4 separate regions of the Mus musculus genome follow, and all the other regions are linked to region 1. A link is a loop called in an ENCODE intact Hi-C map of the cell type or tissue named here. Cell type or tissue: heart. All regions are shown on one strand. Links, peaks and the distances in the headings refer to the core of each region. The heading gives the core; the rest is flanking DNA.

Region 1 (7,391 bases), core at 1,207-6,206:
GAGAAGTCTCCACCCTCAGCAGATGGACTCCTACCTCCGGCTCCCTGAACTGCCTCTTCTACCTTTGACTGAGGAAATTAATTGTTCACTGTCTGCTAAAACAGCAGTGACTCTGACTAAAGGAAACGCCAGGCAAGACAGCACTGATGTCTCTCAGCGCCCACCAACAGGTAGGTACCTCTAGACCCATAACCAGACTTAATGCTAGCAGGCTCCTAGACAGGAGGTAAAAAAATGTAGTCCCTGAGGAAGTGAGCCATACTACTAAGGAGCTTAATGAGTTTGCTAACTCACTAAGCAGAAGCCTGGGGAATATGTGTGGGAATGGACTTTACGTGTGTAGGATAATGGTGGAAGGAACATAAAACTAGATCAGGCTGAGTTTATTGATATGAGCCCATTAAGATTCTAGGTTTAATGTGGAAGCTTGAGGTTTTAAGAGGTGACCTCTGCACAGAATGGCAAGTGCTCATTAATAGCACCGGGTAGGAGGAGGGGGAGTGACTCAGCCTCCAGGACTGAAGGAGGAGGCTCCGAGAAGACAGTGTGAAAGTTTACTTCTCTTGGAGGCTGTGGGGTCAGGATGATGAGCCACACTGGTCAGGTGTCAGAATATTCCTGAATTTGCAGGTGACATAGCCAATGTCCCTTCTAGCACTTTGAGATCTCAAGAAAATGTCCTTAGCCGGGCGTGGTGGCGCACTCCTTTAATCCCAGGGAGGCAGAGGTAGGTGGATTTCTGAGTTCGAGGCCAGCCTGGTCTACAGAGTGAGTTCCAGGACAGCCAGGGCTGCACAGAGAAACCCTGTCTCGAAAAGCCAAAAAAAAAAAAAAAAAAAAAAAAAAGAAAATATTCTTTGAAACAATGAGGGTGGTGGACCCCTAGGTAGTGTCAAAGGTCCCTGCACCCTTCTTTTTGATGGAGCTACCACCTGGCAAGCCATATTAACAGAGCCAAGAGAAACAAGATCAGCCTGAGAGTCGACACTCAGTGGGTGTGAAGGACTCTCGGAAGCACTGTCCTGCAGTCAGAGTGGCTTGCTCTCACCTACCTCACCCTGGCAGAGCAGGCAGAGATGGCACCAGCAACCACACACCCAGACTTGGAATCCCAGTTCCGTTTATAGGAAATGTGCAGCACGGCCCAATCCCGAGAGTGAGCGAACTGGTGAGCAGATGCCAGGACTGTGCAAGGAGTGGCTGCTTTTTGGGGTGGAGAATGTTCTAGATGGCGCTAAAGGTTGTGTGACTGAGCATGAGGGGAACCAATGGCTTCTACAGTTGTTGAGCTTTTTGAGGCACAAGGCTGGAGAGATGGCTCAGTGACTCACTGGTTAAGAGCCCTGGTTGCTCCTGCAGACATGGTGGCTATCGACTGTCTGCAGCTACAGTCCCAAGGCGGTCCAGTGCCATTTCTGGCCTCCATGGGAGGTGCATGCATGATACAGACATACATGCAAGCAAAACACCCATAAAACAAAAAATAAAAACCCTAAAAACTTTAACAAAAAGACTTCACTTTGTGGCCTGTGCCAGGCTTTGAACTCATTCCTGTCTTACCTCAGTCTTCCAAATACTAGGAGTGCTACCAATTTATAGGTAGGAGCCACCATGCCTGATCTGAATGAACAAACCATGCAGCCCTATATTCTACCTCAGAGAAACCCACAGGGAGAGCAAGGCCACACTGGGAAAAAGGAAAATGGTCCCAGAAGAGCAGGCCTTCAAAGATGCTGGCGTGGCCAGAGGAAGGCACTCCTTCTCTAAGAAGGCGAGGAGGTCTCAAGTCTACGCGGTGACTCTCCCCAAGAGGAAGTAGAACGAAACGTGGGGCTCTTGGCCTAGTTTCCAGACCACACTTCTCCCACAGAGAGTTCCTGCCTGCATCTACAGAGGCTGGTGTAGGGCAGCTTCTCCACCATGTGACACAACTGAGGGCGTGAATGTGGGAGAGAACACCCATTGCATTGCCCCTTCCTGTGTTCTTCCACCCTCAAGGCAGCCAGTTCCCTCAGGCAAAGTTGCTTTGTGAAGTCTCAAGACTGCTCCTCTGTGGCCTTGGGATACAGCCTGGAGCACACCTCTACAGTGGCCTTGGGATAGTTCCTGGAGCACACCTCCACAGTGGCGCCACTGGCAGGCCTCCTGCCTGTATCTGCAGCCACAAAGTCTCCCCACTTCCTCTCCTTCTCTTGTCCGGGTAGCAGTGCAGCAACTCTGTAGGGAGGGTTCTACTCACAAAAAACCTCAAGAAGGAAACAGCTTCTGGTCAGGAGGTGAAGACAGAGGGATCAGTGACATTTTAAAAGGTGATGTGAAAACTTAACCCTCACACTTATTTTAAACAAGGGCTACACCCAACAGACACTGCGAATTAAAGGTAGGACTGAACAGCTGGGGAAACGGAACTGGCAAAGAAAGCAGGGCCACCTTCCCAAGGTGACGCTGTCCAGATAAAAGCCTGCAGAGGGAGCAATGGGAACAGGTTTACAGGTTTAAAGGTGCTTTTCAATCCCGTGTTCTACCTTTCTAAGAGGACAACACATACTGATTGGTGAATAGTAGCAAACTGAAGAATGCAGCAGTGGCCTGTGTGCACCGAGTGAAGGGATTGTAAAAAAAAAAAAAAAAAAAAAAAGACAACACTTCACAGAACACACCGTAAAACACCCACTTGTGCGTGCATACAAAAAAATGGGTCCTGATCCAAGGCTTCCTGCTAGAATATCACAGGAGCATTAGGCTGAGCAGGAGCTAGCTGTGCTCTTCCAAGACAACCTAGCAGAGCTCTCCAGAGGGATCCAGTCTTCGGTTCAGCCTGACACAGGGGGCAGGGAAAGTCAAGGCAGCCCTGGATGGAGACAAGGTCTCTGCCACCTCCCTGTATGACTCGCAGGCACACGCCTACCCAAGCGGCTCCAGTTCCCTCTGCATTAGAGCCTCCAAAATCAGCTGCCTCTGTTTGCAAAATGCCTCCCACCAATCTGGGTGCACCTTGTCCTGCCCCAAGCAGAGGGGCTGTCTGCTGACAAGTCCTCCTCCTGCCCGTTCTCTATCGGCTAATCTCAAGAGCTGTACTGTGGGGAGGTCATGGAGCAGACGTTCTATCTTGGCTCCCTCCCAACCAGGCTGGGGTTGTGAAGGCCCTGAGCACCGCTCCCTCCCGCGCAGAGTCACATCCTCAAGTTTCTGCTCCTGAAACACGGGAGGAGGAGCCGCTAGATTGGGGGTGGGGGGTGTCTTGGCTCAGCTGGGCACCTAACGAAGTGCTTGATGTCTGGGTCCCTTTAGGCCCCGCTACCTGGAAGCTTCCTGTTCAGAATAGGCCAAGTCCTTCAAAACAAAACACCAGGCTCCAAACGCGTCCCTCTCCTAACTTTAGGGAAACTCATTTCCTTGACAGTCAACACGAGTAGACATGGGGTGGAACAGAGTGGGTTGCAGAAGCCACAAGTCGTTTATTTACAACGGCCCGCTCACCCGATCTCTGCAAGCCCGGACCCCCGCGCTCGGCGCAGCGGCCGCGTCCACCGCCCTCGAAGCAGCCGGCGGCCGTTGGCAACGCGCGGGGCCGGGGCGGGTGCAGGGCGCGCGCGCGGCCGGCGGGCAGGGGCTGCTTTCCCCACGTCTCCTTTCGGCCGCCAGCCACGACCCCGGCCCGGACCCCCCTCCCGCGGGCTCCCGGCGCGCGCTCTCACGTGTGGCCGCAGCTGCCGATGGCCACTGGCCGATGGTACACCTCCAGGCAGATGGGACAGCTGAACTGCGCCTCCAGGCCGCTGTCGCCGCCCGCGGGCCCAGCCGGCGGCTGCCGCTGCTGCGCCGAGGCCACCAGGCTGCGGAACATCGCCATCCCCGGGGCAGGCCGCCGCCGCCGCCCCCTATCCAGGCCGGCAGACCCGGCGTCACTGCCGCGACGGCGCCGCGCTGGCGTCACCGCCCAGGCCCCACCTCCCCGGGTTGCGTCACGACAGCGCCCGCTCGGCGGTGACGGCATCTCAGCGCGCCGGCATCTCAGCGCGCCGGCTCCTCACGCCACTCCGCAGTCGGGACCCACCCCTCCATGTGTCAGGCCGGTGAGGATTACGCGGGGCCGGCGCGGCGGGAGCCTCCGCCCGTGCCGCGGCCAAGGTAAGAACCTTCTACCACCAGGCCGGGGACAGTCCCCTTCGGTTCCCCACCAACCGGAATTCCGGGACTGCTGTGAGTCGGCGGCTAGAACTAAACCTAGGCCCTGGCGCGTGAGCCTGGCGCTTCCTCCGCCAGCTCGGGCCGGGAAGCGCGACCCTGACTCCCCCAAGCCCGCCATGGTGCGAGAATTCTGCCACATATGTTCTTGTTCTCTCAAAGCCGGGAGCAGAAATGTGTGAAGTGCGCAGAAGGCCTGCCGGTGGTGGTGATACGAGCGGGAGATGCCTTCTGCAGGTGAGATCTGGGCAGCCGTCCCCACCCCACCCCACCCCCACCCCCGCACGCCCCTTTTCCAGGCTTGCTTGTTTTCTTGTAAAGGCGCGGTAACTTGTAAGTGCTTAGCCCTAACCGTAAATAGTGGTGGGAACCACTGGTGACGACCCTTGTCATCTAAACTAGGCACACCCGTCAATTCAACACTTCAGAGTCCATGACAGGAGAATTACCTCCGATCTGAGGCCAGCTTGGGCTGCAGAGATGACCCTGTCAAACAAAATCCCACAGTCTCCTGCGCAGGTGCAGCCAGCCTCCCTTTGCTTCTGTGTTACAGGGTTTGTTTCAAGGCATTCTACGTTCACAAATTCAGAGCCATGCTTGGGAAGAACCGGGTCATCTTTCCTGGGGAGAAGGTACGATGTGTGGTGCCTGGGCGCTCGGCTGTCAGCCCTGCTGTCTTCCGTTTATGTTCGTTTCTTCAGCTGGCCTACTGTCCCTGGACATTGAGGGTAGACTTGGTGTCTGGGGCTGTCCAAGAAGTGGACAAGACATGCTCATATTGCGGATGCATGCCTCCGTGCTGATGCTGCCCTTCCCACCCCCAGGTGCTCCTGTCCTGGTCTGGGGGCCCTTCGTCCAGCTCCATGGTCTGGCAAGTGCTTGAGGTACATCTACACCATCTTCTGGGCGTAAGCTTCTGGATTGAATTAGCAGGGGCCTCCTTCCTCAGCCTATACTATGGAAGTTTTTGGTTAACACTAGACAGTACCCCACCCCACCCCAACTGGGACACCTTTAGGATGTCCCATATATATTCAGCAGGTGTGCAGTCCAGACACATGCCCTACACAGGGTCCCAGGCTACATCCCTATTGAGCTTTATTTGTTAGGACACAGTTTCAAAGATTGGCCAATCATGACAAAGAGCAGAGAGAAGCATTTGCCAAAAACAACGGGAGAAGCAGCATAGGTAGAAGGGAGTGGGGCAGATGGAACGGGACTCAAGCTAAGAGTGTCTGAACCTGCAGAGGTATACAGGGTTTCCTTGAGGGACCCCATGCAGAGCAGGGAACTACATGCTCTCTCACTGTAGGGTACCAGCTAGAGGGGCCAGTGTAGAGGCTGTCTTGGTAGGGGAGGTCTCAGTGGCGGTGCTGCTCCAGTGTGAATGACCTGTGTCGTACTTGAGTGGCTTTTGTGTCACCTGCTGGTCCCCCAGACCTACACATGTGAAGGTGAGAGCTCACTGTGAAGCCGTCAGTGTCTGATACCGCTTCTCATGGGAGACTCCGCCCCTGCTCTCCACGTATTGTCACCTCAGTTCTTACATTTCAAAACACTTTCTGGGGATTCTGGGGAACCCAGCAGATGGTAAAAGCGTTCCCCATGGCTCAGCCGCTGTCTCAGGTTGCTTAGGTGTCAGAGACAGGCTGGGGGTTGGGGAGAGTTCTGAAGTTTCTGATTCAGATAGGACATGCCCTCATGCAGGAGGGAAGACTTGGCCCCACACACCCCTGTGAGGAGGAAGGCCTAGGCAGTTTGGTCCACTGACTGGAGCATACTTCCAGAGAAGTGCTTTTGGCCAGAGCTGAGTCCTGACACTTCCCTTCTAGGGCCTGAGTCAGGATTCTGCGAAACGGCTGCGCTTTGTGCCAGGAGTCATCTATGTTGATGGTATGTGTGGTCACTCCTCTTCCTAGTCCCCAGCCATGCATGAGCCCCACAGGCTTTCCAGGGGACAGACTGGGGACAGAGGTGCCTTCCAATTGTATCGAAGGGCCCATGGTTGAAGAAGGTGAGCTTAGAGCTGTCTTTGGGACAGAAAGACTAGCCAGTTTCTTTAGCTGTGAGGGGAGCCTGTCTGAAAGCACCCCAAAGAAAAGGGGAGCCTGTCTGAAAGCACCCCAAAGAAAAGGGGAGCCTGTCTGAAAGCACCCCAAAGAAAAGGGGAGCCTGTCTGAAAGCACCCCAAAGAAAAGGCCAGTCCTGCTCTTACAGAACAGACCTGGTGGGACTTTTGTATGTGACACTGATGCCCCCCCCCCAGCCTGTCCCATCAGGCTCTTCCTCTGTAAAACCTACATGTGTCCCCCTGGGTTTCACAGAGGGCGCAGCCTGTGGTCAGAGCTTGGAGGACAGACAGAAGACGGTGGCTGAGGTGAAGCGGATCCTGGAGAACACTGGTTTCCCATGGCATGTGGTTGCCTTAGAAGAGGTAGGTGGGTCTGCCCCTGTAAAGGGTCCTGTGGTGGCCTTGGAGGGAGAATACCCATCAGGCTCCATGGACCTTGGACTCAGTGTCCCTTCTTTCATCTTTCAAGGTGTTCAGCTTGCCCCCATCAGTGCTATGCTGCACTTCCCAGGAGTCAGCAGGGACAGAGGAGGCCTACAAGGCTGCCGTGGACCGCTTCCTGCAGCAGCAGCAGCAGCAGCAGCAGCGTGTGCTGGGAGCTGAGGCCGGTGCCAGCCCAGCTCAGGGAGAGGCTCGGCTGCATCCATCCCACGGCCGGGAACCCTCAGGCACGGCCGGGTACCCCACAGCTGCTCAGACAGAGGCCTTGTCTAGGTTGTTCAGCTCCATAAAGACACTGACAGCCAAAGAGGAGCTTCTGCAGACCCTGAGGTGAGCACACTGCCTCAGGCCAGCCCTGCCTGGCTTGTGGGAGGGGCTCCGGCTCCAGCTCCCATGATTCTCCCCATCCCAGGACCCATCTGATTGTGCACATAGCCCGAGTCCATGGCTATTGCAAGGTAATGACAGGGGAGACCTGCACCCGCCTGGCCATCAAGCTTATGACCAACCTGGCCCTGGGGAGAGGCGCCTTCCTCGCCTGGGACACGGTATGCAGGGTCTAGAGGCCAGGCTGTCCTTTGACTCTTTGGCCTCCTCCATTTGAAGGCACCTTTGGGTTATCCTGGGGTCTTCCAAATGGAGAGGCCTGGGACCCAAGCATAGATGGCGGTGGCAGTAGGAGCCCGTACTG
Region 2 (7,391 bases), core at 1,397-6,396, 750 kb after region 1:
TGGGCTCCAGGCCAGCCTCGGCAACAGAGTGAGGTCATCTCAAGGAAGAAAAATACCACAAAACAAACCACAAATGCATTAAACTAAAATGTATAAAATATTTTATAAGTTAACAAAATATTTTCTTAGCTTATACTCTTGTACTCTTGTTTTCTGAAACAGTATCAGAGTCTGGTATATCCCAGGCTAGCTTCAAATTTATTTAATTTTTTAAAGATTTATTTATTTTATGTGAGTATATTGTTGCTATCTTCAGATACACCAGAGAAGGGCATTAGATCCCACTATACAGGTTGTTGTGAACCACGGTGTGGTTGTCAGGAATTGAACTCAGGACCTTTGGAAGAGCAGTCAGTAACCACTGAGCCATCTCTCCAACCCCTAGCCTCAAATTTTTCTTTCTTTCTTTTTTTTTTTTTTTTTTTTGGTTTTTCAAGACAGGGTTTCTCTGTATAGCCCTGGCTGTCCTGGAACTCACTTTGTAGACCAGGCTGGCCTCGAACTCAGAAATCCGCCTGCCTCTGCCTCCCAAGTGCTAGGATTAAAGGCGTGCGCCACCACCGCCGGGCTCTGTTTTGTTTTTCTTGCTGGTGCTGAATCTGTTCCCTTTGCCGCGAGCTAAGAGCGGCTTTGTCTTGATTGTGGAAGATGGACGTTTCCACACACACTAAATGGATGGATGTTTTCTTCCCTCTAGACAAACCTGAGACAAAGCAAAGGTCAAGCAAGAAGAGAAGTGTCATCCCGCAGATCATCATCACCCGGGCCTCCAACGAGACGCTAATCAGCTACGGCATCCCCGACAACGATGAACAGAGAACCATTCGGGAGCATGCCGACTGGGGTCCTTACCACCGACACAGGAGCCCCAGCACAATAGCAGCCTATGATGTACACAACACAGAATAAATGAGAGCTCTCGGTAGCTGGGATCCTTTCCTGTGACAGAAGGGCCACCCCTCCCTGACCTGCAGCCGAATACCCATCTGTCTATGTCTTCAGGCTTTGACGTTCTGTCTCAGTGACAGTTTTCCCAAAGTCAGTTTCAGTTCAATGGGGAGAGGGGGGCTGGCTGACTCAGAGTAAATCCGGAGGTCCTGAAGGTCTGACTGGATTGGCAACAGCCAGCTATGCAGTGCTAGACAGCAGGTGGCCACTCACACTGTGACTCAGGTGGGCATTTAAAATCCTCTCTGCTCATCTGCATCTGAAGGTGGAAGAAATCGGAGGTCAGTAAACGCTCTGCCCCCAGTCTGGGAAAAGGCCAGTGTGAGACCTCACTGTTAAGTTCAAGAGCAGAGCAGACCCCGGCTGCTGGGATCCTAGCATGTTATGAGACTTGTTACTGATGCAAAAGAATGAAATGTGTCCTGGAGGTGAGGAGGGCATGGGGCACTTGGGACTCTGGCAGTAGCCTGTGAATGCTGTCTTGTTCTTTTGGACCTGTGGATGAAGGGTCTTTATAGCAAAGGACCACTAGGAATGCCAGACATGTTGGCCATGAGACAAAACTGCCATATTGGTTGGCCTCTGGGGGCTAAGCAGAGACAGTGGTATGGCCATCAGGATCACAAACATAACCTTCGCCTGTACTAGGGCTGGGGGGATCTGCTGCCTGTAACACATGCCAACAGATCCTAACAGATACATCATACCAGCTAGTATATAAAATACATACTACCCTATCTAGTATACACTTGCAGGCCTGACTGTATGCATGCATGTATACATACATGCACACACACATATTCATACACATGACTTAAATTAATTTTGTTGTGTTTTATAATGTGGTATAATGCAACAGGAAGGAGCCCCTCCCATGATAAGGAGTCCCATTGAACCATCACGCAATGCCACAGGCCTACTAAGTGGAGCAGGGAAGGGGCAGAGGCAAAGTGGGGAAGGGTAAAGAGAGAAAGAGAGGAAGAGAGAGAAGGGAAGAAGCCAGCCAGGAACATGTGGGGATAGAGAAAGAGAGAATGAAGAAGGAGGGAGAGAGCATAGGAGGTAAGAGAAAGCTGGGGTGTTAGCAATCCTCAAACAGGCCTGGCTCTCACATGATGGCAGATGATGACATAAGCTGTTGCTAGGTTGCTGTTGCTGTTGCTGGAGCCTAATGGAACTGTCTGCAAGCCACTAACTTTAAAATTGCTTTGTAGTCAGGCAGTGGTGAGACACGCCTTTAATCCGAGCACTCGGGAGGCAGAGGCAGGCAGATTTCTGAGTTCAAGACCAGCCTGGTCTACAAAGTGAGTTCCAGGACAGCCAGGGCTACACAGAGAAACCCTGTCTCAAAAAAACAAAAACAAAAACAAAAGCAAAAGCAAAAAAAAAAAAAAAACTTTGTGTATGTAGTGCTAAGGAGTGAGCCTAGGACTTGACCCAATGCTAGGCAGGCGCTCCACCACTGAGCTACAATCCCAGCTGGAGTTCTGAAACAGGGATAGGGTCTCACATCCAATCCAGTCTGGATTAGAACTCAGTATATAGCCCAGGCCAGCCTTGAACATGCAGCCTCAACCTCTTGACTGCTGCAATTACAGGTGACAGTGTGCCCAGAGGAAAGCTGAATTCCAAAGTTAAAAAGAAATGTAAGATAGCAAACAATCCATTAGAAATCTTACAGTATTATTATTTATGACTTTTTTTTCTTTTTGGTTTTTTTCGAGACAGGGTTTCTCTGTATAGCCCTAGCTGTCCTGGAACTCACTTTGTAGACCAGGCTGGCCTCCAACTCAGAAATCTGCCTGCCTCTGCCTCTCAAGTGCTGAGATTAAAGGCGTGCGCCACCACGCCCGGCATGATTTATTGACACACTACTGAAAGCCTTTTAAGATAGGCTATGCACCCCATTCTAGCTTTGAACTCAGAATCTTCTGGCCTCAGTCTCCAGAGTGCTATGATTACAGGCATATGGCACTGTGTCCAAACACCAACTAATCTGCTTGCATTAACCTAAGTATAGTGCCCACATGGACCTGCACTCTGGCCATTTAGAAGCAGGAACATTCATCTTCCTAATCTATATAAACCCTCCACAGATGATCAGAGCCAATTGGTGTTCTGAGTTCATTACTCAGTACAAGAGCTAAGTGCAAGTCTTGCAGCACTAGCTCACCGATTAAGGGTGCAGAGCTCCAGACAGAAGGGACCAGGTTCAAATCCCAGCAGCCGGGCACTCTTATTGCCTGGCAAAACAAACAAACAAACAAAAAAAGCTGAGTGAGTGCAACCTCCAAGAACCACTTGGACTAGAGTTGCTCTCCAGTGGTCAGTACATTAATTATCTTCATTTTCTCGTGTACGCTGCCCGGGCTGTACAAGGTTTCCTTCCGTCTTGTCCTGGGCTAGTGATGGGGACGAGGTTGGCCTCGGGAATGACTGGGTTCCCACACATCCAGCTTTCGGAGAATGTACCCAACCACTATCAGAAAGCATAGCTCTCAGCAGTGGTGGTCTGGAAGGGCAGAAAGCACGGCTGATCGCTGGAATTGGTCTCACTTAAATGGCAAACAGGGAAGAGACGCATTTTCCTCCAGTTGATCAAAACCAATCTGAGTCTTCTGCAGGCTGGCCTACAGATGGTACTTTGAGCAGCTTTGTAGAAGTGTGTCTGCATCTAACGCTAAAAGACAACAGAGCCTCTGCGCTCCGAGCGGATTCCGTCCCCAAGTCCAGAACAAACCGGAAGTACGTCATGCGCCTGCGCCGAGGGGCGTTACGCCTGCGCGCTGGAAGAGGGCGGCAGCGGCTTGGGCATGGCAGAGGTGGACCTGGAGTCGGATCAGATCCGATTGAAGTGTATCCGTAAGGAAGGTTTCTTCACCGTGCCTCCAGAACACAGGGTGCGACGGGGTGCCACTCGTGCGGCGCTGAGTGGCAGGGCCAGACTGAAGCGCACCGGGGCGTTCCGTGTCGCGTTCAAGTTTGAGGTTCCAGCGTCGGAGGGGGAACGGCAGTCCCCGAGTTTGCCGCGGCGTGGGCAGAAATCGGCAGCCCAGAGGCTGGGGCGGGGTGGGACCGAGGACGAGCGACCAAGGGCGAGAAGAGTGGGAGGTTCCCGGTGGCACCTGCAGCCGCGGGGGTCTCACCTGGCGTTACCCACAGTCTTGTCTCTTTTGTGTGATGTGAAGGTGAACCTTAAGGGGCTCCGATTTCTGCTCCAGTAGACGTTTGGTGGGAAGAGGTTTTGCCGCAGCCCACGTATTTTTAACTTCTTGTTTATGCTTTGCGAGGCCAAGGCACATTAACTAAGAGCCTCAGAGCACAAGGCACGAGACAACACTTAACAACTAGTTAACTCAGAGCACTGCACTGGAAGCCGAGGTTGCGAAAGCCGTTCTTAAAGGGGGAGAAAATGCACGTGTGCAGTGGTCCCTTAAGTCAAAAATGTCAGAGTCCTGCGTGGTGGTCCACACTGGTAATCCCAGTCAGGGAGTTGAGGCAGGATGGTCACTCCACTTTGGAGGGGAGCCTGGGCTACAGAGTGAGACCTGGACTCAGAAATAAGCCGAGATATAAAATAGTGGAGACTTTGGAGAAAAGGAGTATTCTGTAAGAAGTTTGTAGAAGAGTTGACATTTGTTTTGGACCAGGAAGTGTTGCCAAAATTTGGGCAGATCTGACAAGGAATGGTATACCACACTCAGGTGGCAGCACAAAATCCTGGTGAATGGAATTTCGAAGTGAACAGGGATCCTCGAGGAGAGGGAGGGAGGGAGGGAGCTCAGAGTGGATCGTGGGGGCCATCAGGTATCAGAGTAACAGAACCCAGGGCAGGGCAGTTAAGAGTCGGGAAGCCAGCAGGGGGCTGGTGGAATAGAATCCTAAGCTTGCTCTGGTCCTTCTGTACCCAAGGAATGCTTAGCTAATGCACTTAGAAAGGCACCTCACACATGAAAAGTTGGCACTCCCTGTTGAAGGCCGGATTCTCCTGCACAGAGGTGTTTGTGCCCATGGCTTGTGGCCATTTGGTACTAGACAGCAGACATTTGGAACACTGGGTTGGAGGGGATACTTAGGCCATCTTCAGTATGCTTCAGTATTTCAAAGTGATTCCAGTGGTATCTGTCCCCTTCACTCATCAGAAAATTCCAAATACATGGTTGCTTTTCTGTTTGGTAAGCAAGATGCAAGCACGTTTCTCAGTGCCAGGTATGGGTGAGACTTGTCACTTGTGTGGTTAGCTTCCAGATCCCCACACTGGCTGCCTCTCTCTTTCAGCTGGGAAGATGCCGAAGCGTTAAGGAGTTTGAGAAGCTGAACCGGATTGGCGAGGGCACCTATGGCATCGTGTGTGAGTGGTCATGAAAGAGCTCTGTGGGGACTGGAAGGCTCACACTCTATACTGGTGTGATGCTTAAACATAAGCCTCGGATTGCAAATGTCAGCAATCCATGTGTGTAGCTATGGAATGGAGATACCTGATCAGTAAAATGCACTACTTTCCAAAGCTCCCTGCAGCTCCAGAGCTGTGAGGCTTTTGATAAGTATTTGTAAGCCGTTATCATATAAAGTAAGTCTTTCCCCCTAGGTAGATCACCTTCCGTGGTGCTGTAATATTGCATAAGTGAACTCAGAGCAGTAGGCTGTGTGAGAGATTGCTTGGAGAGCTCCTCTCCACTTGAGTTGCTGATGGCCAGGTTTCCACTAACTCCCAACCCAGCTCAAATGAGAATTCCCAAGCTCACATCTTGGGAACGGAAGAAGGACCAAGTGTTGCTGGACATTATGTTGTCAGAGAAAAAGAAGAATTTCAGCAAACTCTTAAGAGAGTTTGATGGTTTGAGGTAGGCTCCATTGCATGTGTGCTCCTGTTTCAGATCGGGCCAGGGATACCCAGACAGATGAAATTGTCGCCCTGAAGAAGGTGCGGATGGACAAAGAGAAGGATGGTAAGCTGGGGGCAGGATGCAGGAGTACCCTGCCTGCTCGGGCATCCAAGCAGGGAGGCGCACAAGCACAGGTCATCTGAGGTTCCTCAGGACTGACGCTACGGAGGGCGTGTGCATTGCAGTTAGGGAGCTGGCCCAGCCTGTCACCACAGTCTGTCACCGCAGCCGGAACCTGAGCTCCCTGAGTCCTTCCAGACCTTCCTCACCTTGGCCAGCTGTAAAATTGTATATTCTCTCCAAACCCTTTTGCCCCTGTCCTCTAGGGAGGTCATTGTCACCCTCCAAATCTACATCTGTAATGAATTCAAGAGTAAGAACGGTGTTGGTGTCACCGTAATTGTCCCTGACGGGAGGACAGGATGTGTGGTGTCCCGGGTGGCACTCACTGAGCACCTTGGGTTACAGGCATCCCCATCAGCAGCCTGCGTGAGATCACACTGCTCTTGCGTCTCCGCCATCCAAACATTGTGGAGCTGAAGGAGGTGGTTGTGGGCAACCACCTGGAGAGGTGTGTGGTTTCCTGAGCCTGTCCCACACAATAGGGTCCGTCATCTCCCAGGGTTAGCATTCCTTCAGCGGGCAGACTCTTTACCTACTAGGAAGAAAATAGAAGATACCACACATTTTCTCTTTTCCCTCTAGCATCTTCCTGGTCATGGGTTACTGCGAACAAGATCTGGCCAGCCTATTGGAAAATATGCCAACACCCTTCTCGGAGGCCCAGGTGTGAGAGGGAGGCGCTGCACAGGTGCTCTCTGGTTGGTGGCTGGCTGTGTTGACTGTGACGGCCGGAAATGAGTGCCTCTTGCACGGCATCTGTGGCACAGGCCGGTCAGCCCCAGGTCTTCTCAGTCCATATGGCAGGCCCCTGGAAAGGAAAGGGGGATTGGAGAAATGGCTCAGAGGGGAAAGTGCACGTGTGCGTGCAAGTGTGGGGCGTGAGTTCGGATCCTAACACCCATATAAATGTTAGGAGGCTCTGGCAGCCTGCCTGTAATCGCAGGAGTAGTTCTAGGCCGGTTGGCTAGGTAGAGCAGATGAATTGGGTCAGCCCTGGGTTCAAATGAAAGATGCTGCCGCCATTTATAACACAGAAAGCAGTTGATGAAGACACTGATGTCAACCTCTTTATCTTTAGACGAATGCATGCAAACATGTACACCACATATATTTTCATATATATACAATAAGTCTGCTGCAGTACTGTCTTAGCTGTGCAGGACAGAGCGACAGCCACACTTTGGAGGCTGCCGGTGACCTGCAGGCAATATAACAAAGCTCTCCAACCTGTGCCTCTGGACCTCCTCTTAGGTTAAATGCATCATGCTACAGGTGCTTCGTGGCCTTCAGTACCTGCACAGGAACTTCATCATCCACAGGTGGGCAGGGGCATCCAGAAGGAAGGTGTGTTGGAGTGTCTGAGGGGTGGGAGGGAGCAGGAACAGCTGTGGTGTCCCCCAGTGTCTCATTCCAAATATATTCAAGAGAGGGCAA
Region 3 (7,391 bases), core at 1,395-6,394, 99 kb before region 1:
CTTCTGATAAATATTTGGGCCATTTCCACAACTTTTCCCTGTATTTTTAAAAAAGATTTATTTATTTATTTTATGTATGTGAGTATACTGTAGCTGTACAGATGGTTGTGAACCTTCATGTGGTTGTTGGGAATTGAGTTTTTAGGACCTCTGCTCACTACGGACAATTCTGCTCCCTCAGTCCCTGCTCGCTCCGGCCCAAAGATTTATTTATTATTATAGATAAGTACACTGTAGCTGACTTCAGACACACCAGAAGAGGGCGTCAGATCTCATTACAAGTGGTTGTGAGCCACCATGTGGTTGCTGGGATTTGACTCAGGACCTTCGGAAGAGCAGTCGGGTGCTCTTACCTGCTGAGCCATCTCGCCAGCCATATATATATATTTTTTGGTGTCTCCTCTTGTCCATGTCTCCTGGATCCCAAGGTCACCCACCAATCTCACATACTTGGAATATCAGAATCACCTGGGTCTGTTGAATGGAGACTGCAGGGATTTCTGGTGTAGAACACTCTGCCGGGGGCATGCCTTGATTGGCAGGGCTGAGTAGTACACACAGGTGGCACCTCTCCCCAGTACATCTGGAGGGTGGCTGAAAAGAATTCCATCCATGGTAAGACCCAGGCGTGAATAAATGTGAATCAGACAGAGGGGTTTCAGGTAGTTTGAGAGGCCCATGCGAAGAGCTGGTGTCTTTAGTTAGGGTTTTTTATTGCTGCAATGAAGCACCATGACCAAAGCTAGTTGGGTGAGGAAAGGGTTTATTTGGTTTACACTCCCACAGCACTGTTCTTCATCGTCATCGTCATTATCAGCACCATCGAAGGAAGTCGGGACAGGAACTCAAGCAGGGCAGAGGCTATGGAGGGGTGCTGCTCACTGGCTTGCTCCCTATGGCTCAGTCAGCCTGCTTTCTCAGAGGACCCAGAAACTCCAGCCCAGGGATAACACCATGCACTAATGACTGGGCTTTCCCCTCATCAATCACTAATTTACAAAATGCCCTATGGCTGGATCTTATGGGGGCAGCATTTTCTCAGTTGAGGTTCCTTCCTTTCAGGTGACTCTAGCTCATGTCAAGTTGACGAAAGAAAGAAAGAAAGAAAGAAAGAAAGAAAGAAAGAGAGAGAGAGAGAGAGAGAGAGAGAGAGAGAGAGAGAGAAGAAAAGAAAATCCCATCCAGCACACCTGGGGACAGGAAAGAGGATGTGAGTATGGGAGAAATGGGCCAGGGACACCAGGCCATAGGAGGCGGGGCACCAGGAGTGTAGCTTTTATCTTGTGGCTGAAGAAGCCACTGCAGGAGTTGCTGAAATTGGGTTCTAAATGAAGCAAGAGTGAGAAGAGGGGACTTTGGTATTAACTCAGGCAAGAGCCAGGGATGGAGAGCATAGAGAACAGGAGGGAAGTTCAGAATCCATCTGGAAGGCCGACTCGTTCCCCAGTTCATCTCCCCAGCCTCTACTGATTGCATTTCTGCGGTGGCCACCAACATCTTATGAAGTGTTTGTCTGACCATCTCAGAGCTCTGTATGACTCAGAGACACAGAACTGACAGAATGAGTGTGTATGTGGTTGCGAGCCTTCATGTGGTTGTGAGGAATTGAACTTAGGACCCCTGCTCACTCCAGTCAACCCTGCTCTCTCAGTCCCTGCTCGCTTACTATAAATAAGTACACTGTAGCTGTCTTCAGACATACCCAAAGAAGGCGTCAAATCTCATTATGGGTGGTTGTGGGTCACCATGTGGTTGCTGGGATTTGAACTCAGGACCTTTGGAAGAGCAGTCAGAGCTTTTACCCGCTGAGCCATCTCGCCTATTTTATATTTTTATATAAATTGAATATTATGCAGCTTGCACTGCCATGCTAACTACTCAAGTCTGGTCTCTTAGTTACTGCTCTATTGCTGTCAAAAAGCACCACAACCAAGGCACTCCTTATAAAAAGGAATCATTTAATTAGGGGCTCACAGTTTCAGAGATTAGTCAGTCCATCATCATGGAGGGGAGCATGGTAGCATGCAGGTGGACAATGTCTAGTTTTAGACCCCATTATAAGGGACCAAGGTGCATATTTTACATAGCTAAGCAGACCTGGCAACTCCCCTGGCCTCAGTCCTTGGGGTCAGTGAGCTCGCGGGCAAGCAGCTTCCCAGTAAACCTGGCTTGAATAAGATCTAATCTGGCTTGATTCGGCTCATTTCACTGGGTAGCTTGAGCAGTTGGTGTTAATTTTCTTCCAGAGGTGGGAGGCCAGCGTGGCCTAATCCTGGCTTGCAGATGGCTGCTTTCTCACTGTCTCCTCAGATGGTGGTGGTGGTGGTGTATGAAAAGAGATATACATATATACATGCACACATACATAGGAGAGAGGGGGGAGAGAGAGGGAGAACCTTCTGTCTGACCTGATTGGCAGCCACCTTTAATCCCAGCACTAGCATGATCTCTCAAATAGCTCTCCTTGGTATCTATTGAAGGACACCAATCTATGAGATCCAGACCCCACCTTTATACCCTCACGGAGAGGCTCTGCTTTGAAATCCATACCAGCTTGGTGCTAGGACTTCACATGTAAGTAACTTGGAGGGTGGGCGGCATAGTTCAGTCGCATTATGGAGTCAAAAGTATTCGACTTGTCATGACTGGCGCCTTCCTAGGCGTCCTCGGTGTTTGTAGCATGTGTCTGAACTTCATCCCTTTCTGTGGCCCAATTAATGCAGGACTGTAAGACCAGAACTCCCCCCCCCCCTTATATCAGTTTATGGGCATCCGGGTGGTTTCACTTTGAGGAAGACAGGCAGCCCCTAACCAGTAAGACCAAGATCAGATTCAAAATTTGCAAGGGGTCAGTACCTAATGATCTCCGTACCTTTTATCAGGTCATGGGGGGGGGGGGGGGTTGGACTTCGGGCTCCAGCAGCTGAGCCCCATCTGGGTAGTAGGAGGGGACTGAAAAATGACCCAATCAGTTTAAGTCCTCCCCAGGGAGGTTACACTGGGTCACGGTAATTTAACGATGCCAGAGATGTTTAGCGTCACAGAAACAGGTAAGAGGATCTAAATCCTTCAACTCCAAAATCTTTTTTTTTTTTTTGAGGGTACCAGGGCCTCGCACATACTTGGCAGGTGCTGTCTCAACCTCAGAGCTACACTCCAGCCCCCAAAACACTTTTGGTCAAGTATTGATTTTTTTTTTTCCGAGACAGGGTTTCTGTGTAGCCCTGGATGTCCTGGAACTCACTCTGTACACCAAGCTGGCCTCGAATTCTGAAATCCGCCTGCCTCAGCCTCCCAAGTGCTGGGATTAAATACAGCCCGGCAAAATATTGATATTTAATAAGGCAGAAAGTTCGTGCCCTGAAGAAACGAATGCTAAGTTTTCAGACCCTGGAAGTGTCCACTCGCACTCACCAAGAGCCTCAAAGGGCTTTCCCTTTCCGGCACGCATCCCGCCTGCTCCTCATCTGATCTCATCCCAAGCAACTACCACGAAGAGCCACCGACTGCGCACGCGCCGCCAGGAGGCCCGCTAGAGGGCGGGGTCGACCTCGGTGAGCCTGCGCAGTAGCAGAGCCTTGGGAGCGCGCGCCGCGGAGGCGAGGCCGGCGGAGGCCGGAAGGAAGTGCGGAAGAGGGCGGGGCTAGCGAGGGAAGCCCGCCGGTTCGCAAGACGGCCGTCGCGGCCTGATGACGTTGCACAATGGCCGGCCCCCGCGGGTAGTGGAGCCCGTTTGTTCCGCCCGCGTCGTGCCCAAAGCCGGAGCCAGTGAGGAGCGAAAAGGCTGAGGAACGTCTCGTCCACGCTGCCCCCACCACAGCGGAGCCGTGGCCGCCTCCCGTCTTCGCGTTGAGGTAAGCTGGGCCGGCGGGCGGCGGGGAGAAGGCCGCCCCAGCGGCGGCGGGAGCGAGGCCCCGGAGCCCGGCGCCGCCTCCCGAGCTCTCGGGCGCGCCCCCGGCTGTGCGCAGCCGCGGGCCGAAGCGCGGGCCGGGACAGCGGGCAGGCGCGAGCCCGCTGCGGCCTGGGACGTCCGGGCGGGTGCCGTGGCGCGCCGCGGTCTGCCGTGGTGAAGTTGCTTTTCCTGAAGCTGTCATTTTCCCTTCCGGGCCACTCGGCGTGGCACATGTTCGCCGCCCACAAAGGGGAGCGGATCGCGCAGGTTGGCTCGGGAGGAGGCCCGCTTGGACTCTCGACGGGCTCTGCAGGGAACTTTGAACTCTCTGGAGCCTCCTGCAACTTGCTCTCGCAACTTCAAGCGAGCACAGGTTGGACGGACCCACTGTGCTCCAAGAGTCCCGGGTCGCTTAGGAAGTGTGACCTCCTCGCCTCTTGGACTGTGAGCTTAGAGATGCCATTTCTTTAGTGTAAAGTAGCCAGGCGATTGTAGTGCTAGAAGGAAATTAAACTAAGACCTATAGTCTCGCCCCTACTAGATACTTAGTTTCCCGTATACTTTTGACAGCTGAGTTTACCGGGCACAATAGCTGTTTCAAATGAGCTTTTTCTTGGCACTTATTAACAAGAGTAATCTTCAGACCCATTTGAGGGTAGTAGAAGAAGGCATTTGTTTCTTCTTCATCACATTACCTATCCCAAGGCAGAGGTTGAGATTCTCTGTCCCTAGGCTAGTTCCCATTTCCCAGCCCCCTGAGAGGAGAATGCGAATGATCTGAACACGTTTGAAGCCAGCCAGTTCTGGAACCAATCAATATGTCCCCAAAGCTGAAACTCCTCTCTAGTCGTAGATGGGGAATGCTCAAACATTTTAAGAGCACTTCGGATTTACTTCCTGAACACTCAGCAGGTAAGTTTGCTTTGCTCATCTCCAAAGAGATAGCTTGTCATCTGCAGACCATCCCAAGGAGACCATCTCCTTACCGAAGAGTTTTTGCAGAGCTTAAGTCACTTTGCGGGTGGTGTTTTCAACATCCTGACATTCTTGCTCTATACATGGATGGAGCTATGAATAAGTTTTTTTAACCAGGCATAACAGAACTTAGACATCAACATAGGCTCTGCTCTGCTAAACTTCATCTCCCACAGCTGAGTATGGTGGCCCACACCTTAATCCCAGAACTTGGGGGGAAGCAGAAGCGAGGGGGTCTCTTAGTTCCAGCTAGCTTGGTCTACATAGTGAGTTCCAGGACAGCCAAAGCTACAAAGTGAGACCTTGGTTCAAAGGAAAAGTCGTTTTCCAGAAGTTGTATTTGTGTGTTATCGAGCCTCCTTAACAAAACCTACTTGGAACACGTTTCTCAGTAGTAGGCCAGTCAGTGGTGACCAAGTCTTTAATCTCAGAACGCAAGAGGCAGAGGCAGAGGCAGGTATATCTCTATTGGTTCGAGGCTAGTCAGGGCTACGATGAGAAACCCTGCCCCCCTCCCCAAGTCATACCCCATGTTTGCCCAAGAGTTGTTTTAACCTGAATTGGTAAATTCACCAGGCCAGGCTATTAAGTAGCTTGTAGCAGTTGCTGAAAATGACCCAGCTGTGAGGAGACCACGACATAACTGTTCTGTCAGTAGTAGAGTGGTTGGAGTCAGTTTGGCCTTCCTGAGCTGCTGCTGACACAAGAGCAGAACGCTGCTCTGGAGTTCTGTTACAATGTTTTACAAACAGGCAACTTTATTAGATCTCTTTCTAGTATGCAACAGGTGGTTCCTGGATTCATGGGGTTTTGTCGTTTAGTCAAGCATTTTCCAGTATGTCAAATGCAGCTGGGGACAGAGATATTGAAAGACTGTCATTCCACCCCTGAACAGGTTCACCATTGTGGATAGGAGGACTAAAGGTTAGTTCTAAACTTTGTGAGAGTCCTGCACTACTGGGTTAGTGGGTAAGAAGATTGTAAACATTGTAGCTGGGCTGGAGGATCCCCGGATTCACAGCTTATATGTAGCACATGAGTTCCCTGCAGCCAGCAGAGGGTAGCACACAGAATTAGTCTTTTTTTTTTGTTTTGTTTTTGTTTTTGTTTTTGTTTTTGAAGACAGGGTTTTTCTGTATAGCCCTGGCTGTCCTGGAACTCACTTTGTAGACCAGGCTGGCCTCGAACTCAGAAATCCGCTGCCTCTGCCTCCCGAGTGCTGGGATTAAAGGCGTGTGCCACCACCACCGAGCGGCAGAATTAGTCTTAACAGAGAATACTGATACCTAGAGAGACAGTGGACCTTTTTGGAGCATGGCTGGAGATCAGTCCCTCTACTGATTTCCCAGTATGGGCTTTTGGAAACAAGATCCCAACTTATAACAGCCTTCAAACAAACTATTGGAGTTTGTGTGCTGCAGTTAGATGGACAGAGTAATGCACAGTGCAAGAAACAAGATTCCTAACTTAGAGAGGAATTCTGGGGTTTGAACTACCAGAAAGGAAGAGAGAAATTTTATATGTTTGAGCTTGTTTATAACTTGTCATTGGTTGCTCAGAACAGCCTGTGATCCCAGGAGTCCTCTGTCCTTCGCTGCAAACACACACCAGGACAGCTATTCGCCCCACTACTTTATGGCATGTGTGCCAATAATTAACTGCCTTTACAGATCAGAAGTTGACTTACTCCTGGCAGCCAAAGTAACTGTAAATTCATCTGGAGGGTGGAAAAGCTCACTGGGCATGCACACAGAACACCAGCCTCTTAGAATTCTCAAGATAGTTAGCCTGGTTGTGTCTTTGTGTAAAATTGATGTTCCTGTGGGGAGTGTCTAGTACCTTGATATTTGGAGGGAGGGAGAGGGAAACAGAACCTAGAGGTTTATGCATGGTCTATACCAAAAAGGATTTATAGTAGTAACTTCAGCCGCTGGAAGTGGCAATAATTCCATCCATGTCTGGGCATACAGGTTCCAGAATATTCCTGAATGGCAGTCCTGAGACATATGCAGTAGCCATATAGCCTCAGTTTATTTACTTGGAAGGTTGATATAGGGATTAAGAATTGCATGAGGAAGCTGGGCATGCTGGCACATTCCATTAATCTCAGCACCTGGGAGGCAGAGACAGGCAGATGTTTGAGTTTCAGGACAGTCAGAGCTACAGAATGAGACCTTGTCTCAAAAAACAAAACAAACAAAACCCATGAGGCGTGAGGAAATGCATTCGTTTTTCAGGAGTCTTCAGCATTCTCAGCACCTGACAGATGGGCTGTCCCACGTTATCCAGTCATCAGTAAGCAAGCTTTTCTTGAGAGCTCTGGATGACTTGACTGCAGTTGACAGGAGTGGTATGAGGTTGCTTTGCCTGGAGAGTTCTCTCTCTAAGTCAGACTCACATATATAGAGTGTGTTTCCAGCGCATCCTCAGGTACCAGGCTGTGACAACCCCATAAGGGAGCTGCTGCTGCTGCTGCTGCTGCTCTTGTCCTTCAGGTGACGGCGTTGAGGCCTGGCAGCTGTGC
Region 4 (7,391 bases), core at 1-5,000, 740 kb after region 1:
ACATCAAAGCATGCATGTACTGCCCAGTTGTGTTTCTTAGAAATAACACACTCGTCCTCATGAACAAGTCAGAGTGATCTGCTTCTACTTAGCCAAAAACAAAGAACGAGCCTGTGTTTGGTCAGCCGTCTGAGCGAGCGCTGTGTGGCTGCCATTCAATTACAATAACGTCCCTGTGACTTTGGGGTCTGAGTTCCAAGCATCACTGGTTGCCGCTGTGACTCTCATCGTCATTTGCTGGGTCCCAGGACAGGACTGGGGAAGGGTGATTTTGTACAAACCTTCAACTGGAACAGGGTATCTGCAAAGACAGAGGACACAGTTTAGAGAACTTAAAGAGACGTAACAAGCAACGCATCTGACAAGGTAGCGGACTCAGTGGGATCCTTGCAGATGCCAGGGGCTGGCTCACACCAGACTGGAAGTCTGTCTGTCCTACAGTGCAGTCGGAAGATAGAGCCATGTTAGACACAGGCCTCCAAACCAACAGGGATCCTCACTAACTTTGTCAGGAACATAGGACAATCTCAAAGGGCTACTTTAAGGACAGACAGTGTGACGTATGCAGCTTTTGGCCATGGTCAGAGTGGAGATGGTGGCTTACAATTTATTCAACTTTACAAAACACGTGGCGTTCTTTATCTTCAGTACCAAACTTAACCCTTAATACTTCATGGTTGGTTTTGCATAGCCTTTCCTTTATCTTCCCAAAGGCAAATAGATGGAATTAGTGTGGGGGTAAGCCTGAGGTCACCGAAGAGGCTACTCCATGACAGCTGGCATTTCTAAGCCACAGCACCAGGCTCCAGCACACACTATTCCCACCTGTACTAAGCCAAAATAGGAACAACCAAACTAGCTACTCATTCAAAAACTTGGAACGGGACAGGCGGTGATGGCACACGCCTTAAATCCCAGCACTAGGGAGGCAGAGGCAGGCAGATTTCTGCGTTTCAGGCCAGCCTGGTCTACAGAGTGAGTTCCAGGACAGCCAGGGCTACACAGAGAAACCCTGTCTTGAAAAACAAAAACAAAAACAAAAAAGAAACAAAAACTTGGGACAGGCAAATTCAATTTCTTATGTTTGCTGTTTTGAGACAGGATTCCCACTCAGACTCACTAAGTAGCCGAGGCTGGGGACACTTTGACCTCTTGACCCTTCTGCCTACCTCCTGAGGGCTGGCATTACAGTTGGAACCACCGCACACCGCATCGGTAACTGGCTCCGTTCCTGAATCTGCAGAGTGCTGTCATACTTAATTTCTAAAGCCTTACCCTAGCAGTCCAGACTCAGGGCACTGAGGGTCTGTGGATGCAGACAGGGCCTGGCAGAGACCTGCCGGGCTGCAATCACCTCTGTGCATCTCTCACCACTCAGGGTAGGCTGACCATGACACAGTGACTGGAGGAACAGTGTCACCTAGGTATGGTCCAGCCATTTCACTAGTTTTAGGACACTGGCCAAATCGCCCCCATTTTAGCCCGTACTTTCATGTAGACTCTAGAGGGACTGGACTCTGAAAATCGGGAGAACCCTGTTGTGAGCTGCAGAGTGAACTGTAATGTCAGACAAGGGTCCATCTTCTTCCCAAGGGACAGTCTAGGATTCTTTTTTGCTTGTTTGTTTTTGTTTTGTTTTTCGAGACAGGGTTTCTCTGTATAGCCCTGGCTATCCTGGAACTCACTTTGTAGACCAGGCTGGATTAAAGGCGTACGCTACCACGCCTGGCTCAGTCTAGGATTCTTACGTCTTCTACAACAATGACACAGTACTTTAGCTTTCTACATTTCAGAAAGCAGTTTAAAAACAAAACAAAACCTCCATTACAGCCCTAGGCGGTGGCACAGACCTTTAATCCCAGCAGTGGGGAGGCAGAAGTAGGCAGATCTCTGAGTTCAAGGGCAGCTTGGTGTATACAGTAAGTTCTAGGCCAGCCAAGGCTACATAGAGAAGCAGTCTCATACAAACAAAAACTCTATGATACTAGCCCATAAAACCTATTATGAGTTCCTTGGGAGTCTAGAGGTTGGAGCCACGGCAGGTCGAAGTGACTCGTGACTCATACTGCTACGGGTGGTTCCCTTCCAACCTGTTAACCTAAGGTTAACCGGGCCCTCCTACTAGGAGGGAACCCAAAATCCTACTGTTTGGCACTTGAACTCCTTTGTATCTTAATTACTATTTCTCTGGGTACTTTTCTGGTGCCTTCTGACCACACTCCGTTGTCCCCAAACAGAAACAAAACAAACAGGGAGAGTGGCTAGTGGAAGTGGCCTGGATCGGGGGTCGGGTGTAGGATCATTTGGACAAGATTCAGGGTTTGGATCCCGGGCGTGGGGTGCAGGCCTGGGGAGATCTGGTAAAGAAACAAGACCCAGGGGTAAGAGCTGGCTGGGGGTCTGGAATCAAGAATCGGGAGCTGGCTTCTGCTGGGTTGTGCGATCGAGGCCCAGGAGAGGGTTTCAGCTAGGATGTCAGGGTTCAGGCACCGGGTCGGGTCCTGGTGGCTACACGGGCTGCAGGCCCCAGGGCAGGTCCTAGTCGGAGGTCTCGAGCCCAGTGAGCTGGGGGCGGGTCCCGGTCCGAATACAGGGTATAGACTATGGGTCCCAGGCCCGGGGGGATAGAGTCTGGGGCTGAAGCCCGGGGCGGGTCCGGCTGGGTTATGGGGCTGAGGCGAGACGTCCGCAGACTCCCGCTCCGACCCCGAAGTGGATGACAGCCCCTTACCGTCCATGGCCGGTCGGGCTAGCACAGCCCTCGGGGCGGCGCAGGGGACGCGATGTTACGGACCCGCTGTCTCCGCGAGGGCTTCCGGGGTCGCCACCGCTTCCGGTCGCGCGGCCGGCTGTCGCGAGAAGATAGCTCCGGGGCGGGGCTTGGGCGGGGCCTGGGCGGGGCTCAGGCACGGCTCGCGCGGCACGCGGTTGCCATGGTAATGAGCTCCCGGAGCCTAGTGTGGGTTTTGTGAGTCGGTCGGGTTAACCGGCCCCGAGGCCGCCCGGCTGGAGCGGCGGGGTCACCTATGGGCCAGTCGAAAAGCAAACCCAGAGAGAAGAAAGGTAAAGGGCGCCGCCTGGCGGCGAGGCCCGCCCTCCGTGCGGGCGTCCGCGGGCTGTAGGTCTAACGGCTTGTCCGTCCGTGTGTTTCAGAGGAGGAGAAGAGCACTACCACTTTAGTTACAAAGTCTAAGGAGAAAGTAATGGAGAAGGAGGCCAAGCAGTCTGACAAGGAGTCGCAGCCTGCCGAAAGCCTGTTGTTCGCGACATCCAAGCACTCAAGGCCGTCGTCTTCGTCTGAAGGTAGGGAGATCCAGAGGAGACCGGCCGCGGCAAGGCAGCAGGGATGGGACCTCTTTCTAAGGATGATGACCCGGGAGGTAAATATTACAGGGTTCTCGGTGCAGGGAAGGTGAGCGAGAGCACTGCCCTTGGCTCTAGGCTAGGCTATAACAGGGATTTCAAGGGCATCTTGTATATCTGGAGACCCTGTTTCAGAAGGAAAAAAGAAATTGAGACGAAACTTGAGCGATCCATAAAGTGTTCCCCAAAGAGGGTTAGTAGGGTGCTCTCTGGTCCCACAGTGATCCCTTCAACATGTTACAGCTTGGAGCAGAATTCTCCTCGGGTGATTGGCCAGGCTGCTGTGTGACTGACTCCTGAGCGGAGAGGGCTTGGTGTCCCTCAGCCTGGCCACAAAGATGGGAGGGCGTCTCAAGGTAGAAAGGACCGTGAGTGGGACAAAAGTGTTTCTTTTCACACCCAGCATTTGGCAGACACCAGAAACTGCTGCGAATTCCACTTTTCCCCGAGGCAGACGTTTGGCCTGTTTCTACCTTTTATAGTAGCTTGGTATGGCCACACAGAAGGAAACGTACAGAGCCTTCCGACACTGTGACACCCCCCCCCCCCCCATTGTCAGAAATAGAACTGTTGCAGGTTTAAAACAAGGAAGGCATTAGGAATTGGATGCTTTGTCTTTCTGGTTCCAGAATGGAGGCCTGTATGAAAAACAGAGCCCTAGGAGGACCTACCCCAGGCTCACTGCCGGAATCTGGTGGAAGCCAGAGGCGCAGTAGCCGAGGACAGTTGAGAAGGATTGGAGGTAGAAAGCACAGACCCTCCTCTCATTTGAGAAAGAGGTTGAGGCACCCATGGGTCTTGGGGAGGCAGTTTGAAATCCAGGTGCTGGGACTGGATTTCTGAGGTCTGACCTTGAAGCTTAGGGGCCCCTCATCTGAGGCTAGAAGGCTACACAGAGGCTGCAGACCTAGGGAGGCTTGTGATGTGATATCTGTCGATCAGGGCGCTTTTAGCTGATGACAGAAAAGCCAACTAAACAAGATTTTGTCACCCTGTGGTTTGATGTCTCACCAAAGATGGGTCAGAGATGGCGACCACCACCACCATGCCTGGCATCGGCATCGAGGACTCTGTGCTCCATTGTGTCGCTTTCAACCTCAGGAATGTCTTCCTTCACAGTGCCAAGGGATCTGGAAGGCTGCAGCCTCACAGGCACACAGACCATGCTGACCCTTAAGAGATGTGGGGCCTTGCTTGCTATTGGCAAGGAAGCCTTTCTGAGATAGGCTTCATCTGCCCAGCCTCTCTAAGATGGCTCCAGCTCTACAAGTTTGTAAGGCATCAGGGTAGACAAGGCCTTTGCCAGCGAGGAACTCCCCATTTGAAGGCCACCGGTGACACCTGTCATACAGCGTCAACATCTGGAGGAAATGCAGGTGGACATGAAGAGAAAACCAAGTGAGTCTGGTGTCAAGAAAAGATGATGGAGCAGGCTCAGCAGTCACAGGAACAAAGCCACTGACACATGCGACCCTGGAGGGAGCCTCAGAGCATGAGGTCTGAGGAAGCCAGGTGTAAATGTCCGTGTATGTTATGACCTCCTTTCTAGGAAGGCCTTGAACTCACAGTCCCTTTACTGCAACTCCCCAGGTGCTGGGCCCACGTTCATTTGGAAAGGATTCTAAAACCGCACAGGCTAGGCATGGAGTTATAGTGCCAGCTACTCAGGAGACTGAGGCAGGAGGATCATGTGAGCCCAACTTGGGCAACATTGTGAGACCCTGTGTTTTCAAAGCCCTAGGGAGAGTGTCTACCATACAAGAAGCACAAAGGTGTGGGTTCCTTCACCAGCGCCCCATAAAGCAGACATGGTAGCACATGCCTGGAATCTTAACACCTGAGGCAGGAGGAGCGTGAGTTCAGAGGAAGCTGTCATTACATGGCATGTTCAAGTCCAGCCCGGGCTATGTGATGCCCTGGAGAGTTGACTCAGCAGTTAAGAACACTTGCTACTCTTACAGAGAACCTGGCTAACGTTCTCAGGATCTATTTGGTGGCTCACAGGCATTTGTAATTCCAGTTCCAGGGGAATCAGTGCCATCTTCTGACCTCTGTGGGCACCAGATATGCACATGATATACATACATACATACATACATACGTGATATACATACATACATACATCCCCCACAAACTAACCCATGGTTGTCCACCTCTGAGGCTCTGGGTTGCACCATAGTTGGGAACCTTGGGCTGGATCTTTGAGTGAACATTGGGTGACTGTAGGCTCTGGCCTTTGAGGCTTCACAGCCTGTTGCTATCAACAGCACTTGTAGCCCAGATAAGTCTCCCGAGGACACAGCCTAGAAATAATCCAACCACGCCAAGCATGGGACCTCAAGTGACACTGCCTAGACAAGCCTGTCCTAAGTCTCTGACCCATAACAACGACAGACAAGTTATTTTAAGCTGCAAGCATTTGGAGTCAGGTGTAACACAGCAGTCATATTCAGATCAAGGGGTAAATGGTGACAGAGAGTGGAAATTTGCCTGTCACTTCCAGAGCACTCCTGTGATCCCCAAGCTCAGAAGGCCAAGGCCGGAGGGTCACTCATTTCAAGCAGATTGAACTACATCCTAAAGCCCTGATTTGTTTTTTAAAAAGGTATCATGGCAGCTTGTAGATGGGGTATGTTATTTTATACATACTGTATCTATATGCTTAGGTATTTTTACATTGAAAATTCCACAGATATATACAAAGAGATTAGGACACCACAGATTTATAGTCAGCCTACTCTACAATGTTGAATGTTCTGTGCCCCACATGATCTGATCCCTTCAGCACATAGACATGGAAGGAGTTGGAGAGGTGGCTCAGTGGTTAAGGGCTTACGCTGCATTTCCAGAGGACCTGCGTTCAGCTCTGAGCACCCATATCGGGTAGCTCACAACCACCTTTAATTTCAGTTCCAAGAGATCAGATACCATCTTGTGTGTGGGCAGTGCATTCATGCACAAATTCATAATCTGACACACACATATACTTTAAAATTAAAATAAGAGAAAGGGGATTTTCATAAATGAACCAAAGAGTGTAGACCTAGGCTGGGCCATCTTCACAGTCAGTTTGGATAGTAGATGATAATAATGAAGAACTGACCATGGACTGCGGTGTAGACTGCAGTGTAGCTCTATGGCAGAGCAGTTGCCTAGCATGCTGAAGGCCCTGGGTTCTGTCTCCACCATGATAAAAAACAAAAGCAATGGACCCTGCATAGAGAGCAGCAACCCCCAACACCTCAGGCCCTGTGTGGCCCCCTTAGGAATGTTCTCCAAGTGACAAATTAGAGAGGTGAGGAACAGACCTGCGTGCCAGATGTTAGGGTTAAAGGAACAGGGAGAAGAGGTGTGGGCAAAAGGGGGTGTCAGGAGGGGTCTCTGGCGGAAGATGCCTGCATGCTATGCAGATGGGGCTGCTCCCTGAACATAGATGGGCACGTGCCCCACACTCACGGGAACAATGTCAGTTTCCTGGATTGACACTGTACTAATGTAAAATGCTACCACTGGGGAAACCGTGTAAAGGGAACAGGGGGCCACCTCTTGCTGCTTTTGCAACTGTTTGAATTTATGAGTATTTTTTTTAAATAAAAAAGTTTAAAGACATAAAATGTTATAGTCTTAATTATTCTATTCCAGTTTAAGAAAAGCAGACCAATTATAGAAGACAGGGAGAATAAGTGGAATGCTTGTGTGTATGTGTGTATGTGTGTGCACACACACGTGGGCATGTGTGTGTGTGGTAAGTGTACAATAACACTGACACAAAACACCAGCAGAAAGGGGAAGGGCTGTATAAGTTCTGCGTGGAGAATTGATACGTTGAAGATCTGCGTGTAGCCTCTTGGCCATACACAGATTGTCTCCACAAGAGTAAGAGTGAATAGAAAAGGTGCTTGCGAGGAGATTGGGAGATGACTCAGCAGTTAAGAGCACAGGCTGCTCTTCTAGAGGTCCTGAGTTCAAATCCCAGCACTCACATGGCCTCTTGTAACTATCTGTACTTCCAGTTCCAGGGCATCCCA

What was found. A loop is a pair of places that touch in the nucleus more often than their neighbours do. Peaks named below come from ENCODE experiments on the same cell type or tissue, not always from the same donor. Only the 100,000 strongest peaks of a DNase experiment are listed, where the experiment ranks them.
Region 2: a loop joins it to region 1, with 2.7 times the contacts of the local background. A loop is called at or near these places in 3 of 42 quality-filtered maps.
Region 3: a loop joins it to region 1, with 12 times the contacts of the local background. A loop is called at or near these places in 12 of 42 quality-filtered maps.
Region 4: it touches region 1 in a loop (2.7-fold over the local background); 3 of 42 quality-filtered maps call a loop at or near these places.

The regions. Positions count from the first base shown.
Region 1 is chr8:122,472,165-122,479,555 of GRCm38, forward strand. It overlaps Rnf166 (ring finger protein 166), which reads right to left and starts at 3,910. Exons shown (of 6, transcript NM_001033142.3): 1 at 3,699-3,910. The coding sequence starts at 3,853. It overlaps Ctu2 (cytosolic thiouridylase subunit 2), which reads left to right and starts at 3,979. Exons shown (of 15, transcript NM_153775.2): 1 at 3,979-4,131; 2 at 4,351-4,425; 3 at 4,742-4,820; 4 at 5,013-5,072; 5 at 6,021-6,081; 6 at 6,513-6,622; 7 at 6,729-7,030; 8 at 7,113-7,248. The coding sequence starts at 4,064. In heart, for the core only: a CTCF peak has its summit at 3,817; DNase peaks (open chromatin) are centred at 1,911, 3,097, 3,462 and 3,967; H3K4me3 peaks cover 2,574 bases; H3K27ac peaks cover 1,976 bases.
Region 2 is chr8:123,221,121-123,228,511 of GRCm38, forward strand. Cdk10 (cyclin-dependent kinase 10) reads left to right here and starts at 3,721. Exons shown (of 13, transcript NM_194446.2): 1 at 3,721-3,848; 2 at 5,227-5,299; 3 at 5,826-5,897; 4 at 6,303-6,405; 5 at 6,540-6,621; 6 at 7,209-7,276. The coding sequence starts at 3,762. It overlaps Spata33 (spermatogenesis associated 33), which reads left to right. Exons shown (of 3, transcript NM_177279.4): 3 at 698-925. The coding sequence ends at 909. In heart, for the core only: no CTCF peak of the experiment used is centred there; a DNase peak (open chromatin) is centred at 3,711; H3K4me3 peaks cover 1,988 bases; H3K27ac peaks cover 1,513 bases.
Region 3 is chr8:122,372,947-122,380,337 of GRCm38, forward strand. It overlaps Gm39270, which reads right to left and starts at 4,138. Exons shown (of 2, transcript XM_030243895.1): 1 at 3,415-4,138; 2 at 345-594. The coding sequence starts at 4,125. The coding sequence ends at 3,487. It overlaps Zc3h18 (zinc finger CCCH-type containing 18), which reads left to right and starts at 3,670. Exons shown (of 18, transcript NM_001029994.1): 1 at 3,670-3,854. In heart, for the core only: a CTCF peak has its summit at 3,531 (motif pointing right); DNase peaks (open chromatin) are centred at 2,612 and 3,645; H3K4me3 peaks cover 2,627 bases; H3K27ac peaks cover 1,866 bases.
Region 4 is chr8:123,209,935-123,217,325 of GRCm38, forward strand. It overlaps Chmp1a (charged multivesicular body protein 1A), which reads right to left and starts at 2,854. Exons shown (of 7, transcript NM_145606.3): 1 at 2,732-2,854; 2 at 282-301. The coding sequence starts at 2,738. It overlaps Spata33 (spermatogenesis associated 33), which reads left to right and starts at 2,924. Exons shown (of 3, transcript NM_177279.4): 1 at 2,924-3,063; 2 at 3,154-3,303. The coding sequence starts at 3,027. In heart, for the core only: CTCF peaks have their summits at 3,055 (motif pointing left) and 3,260; DNase peaks (open chromatin) are centred at 2,927 and 3,667; H3K4me3 peaks cover 2,435 bases; H3K27ac peaks cover 2,216 bases.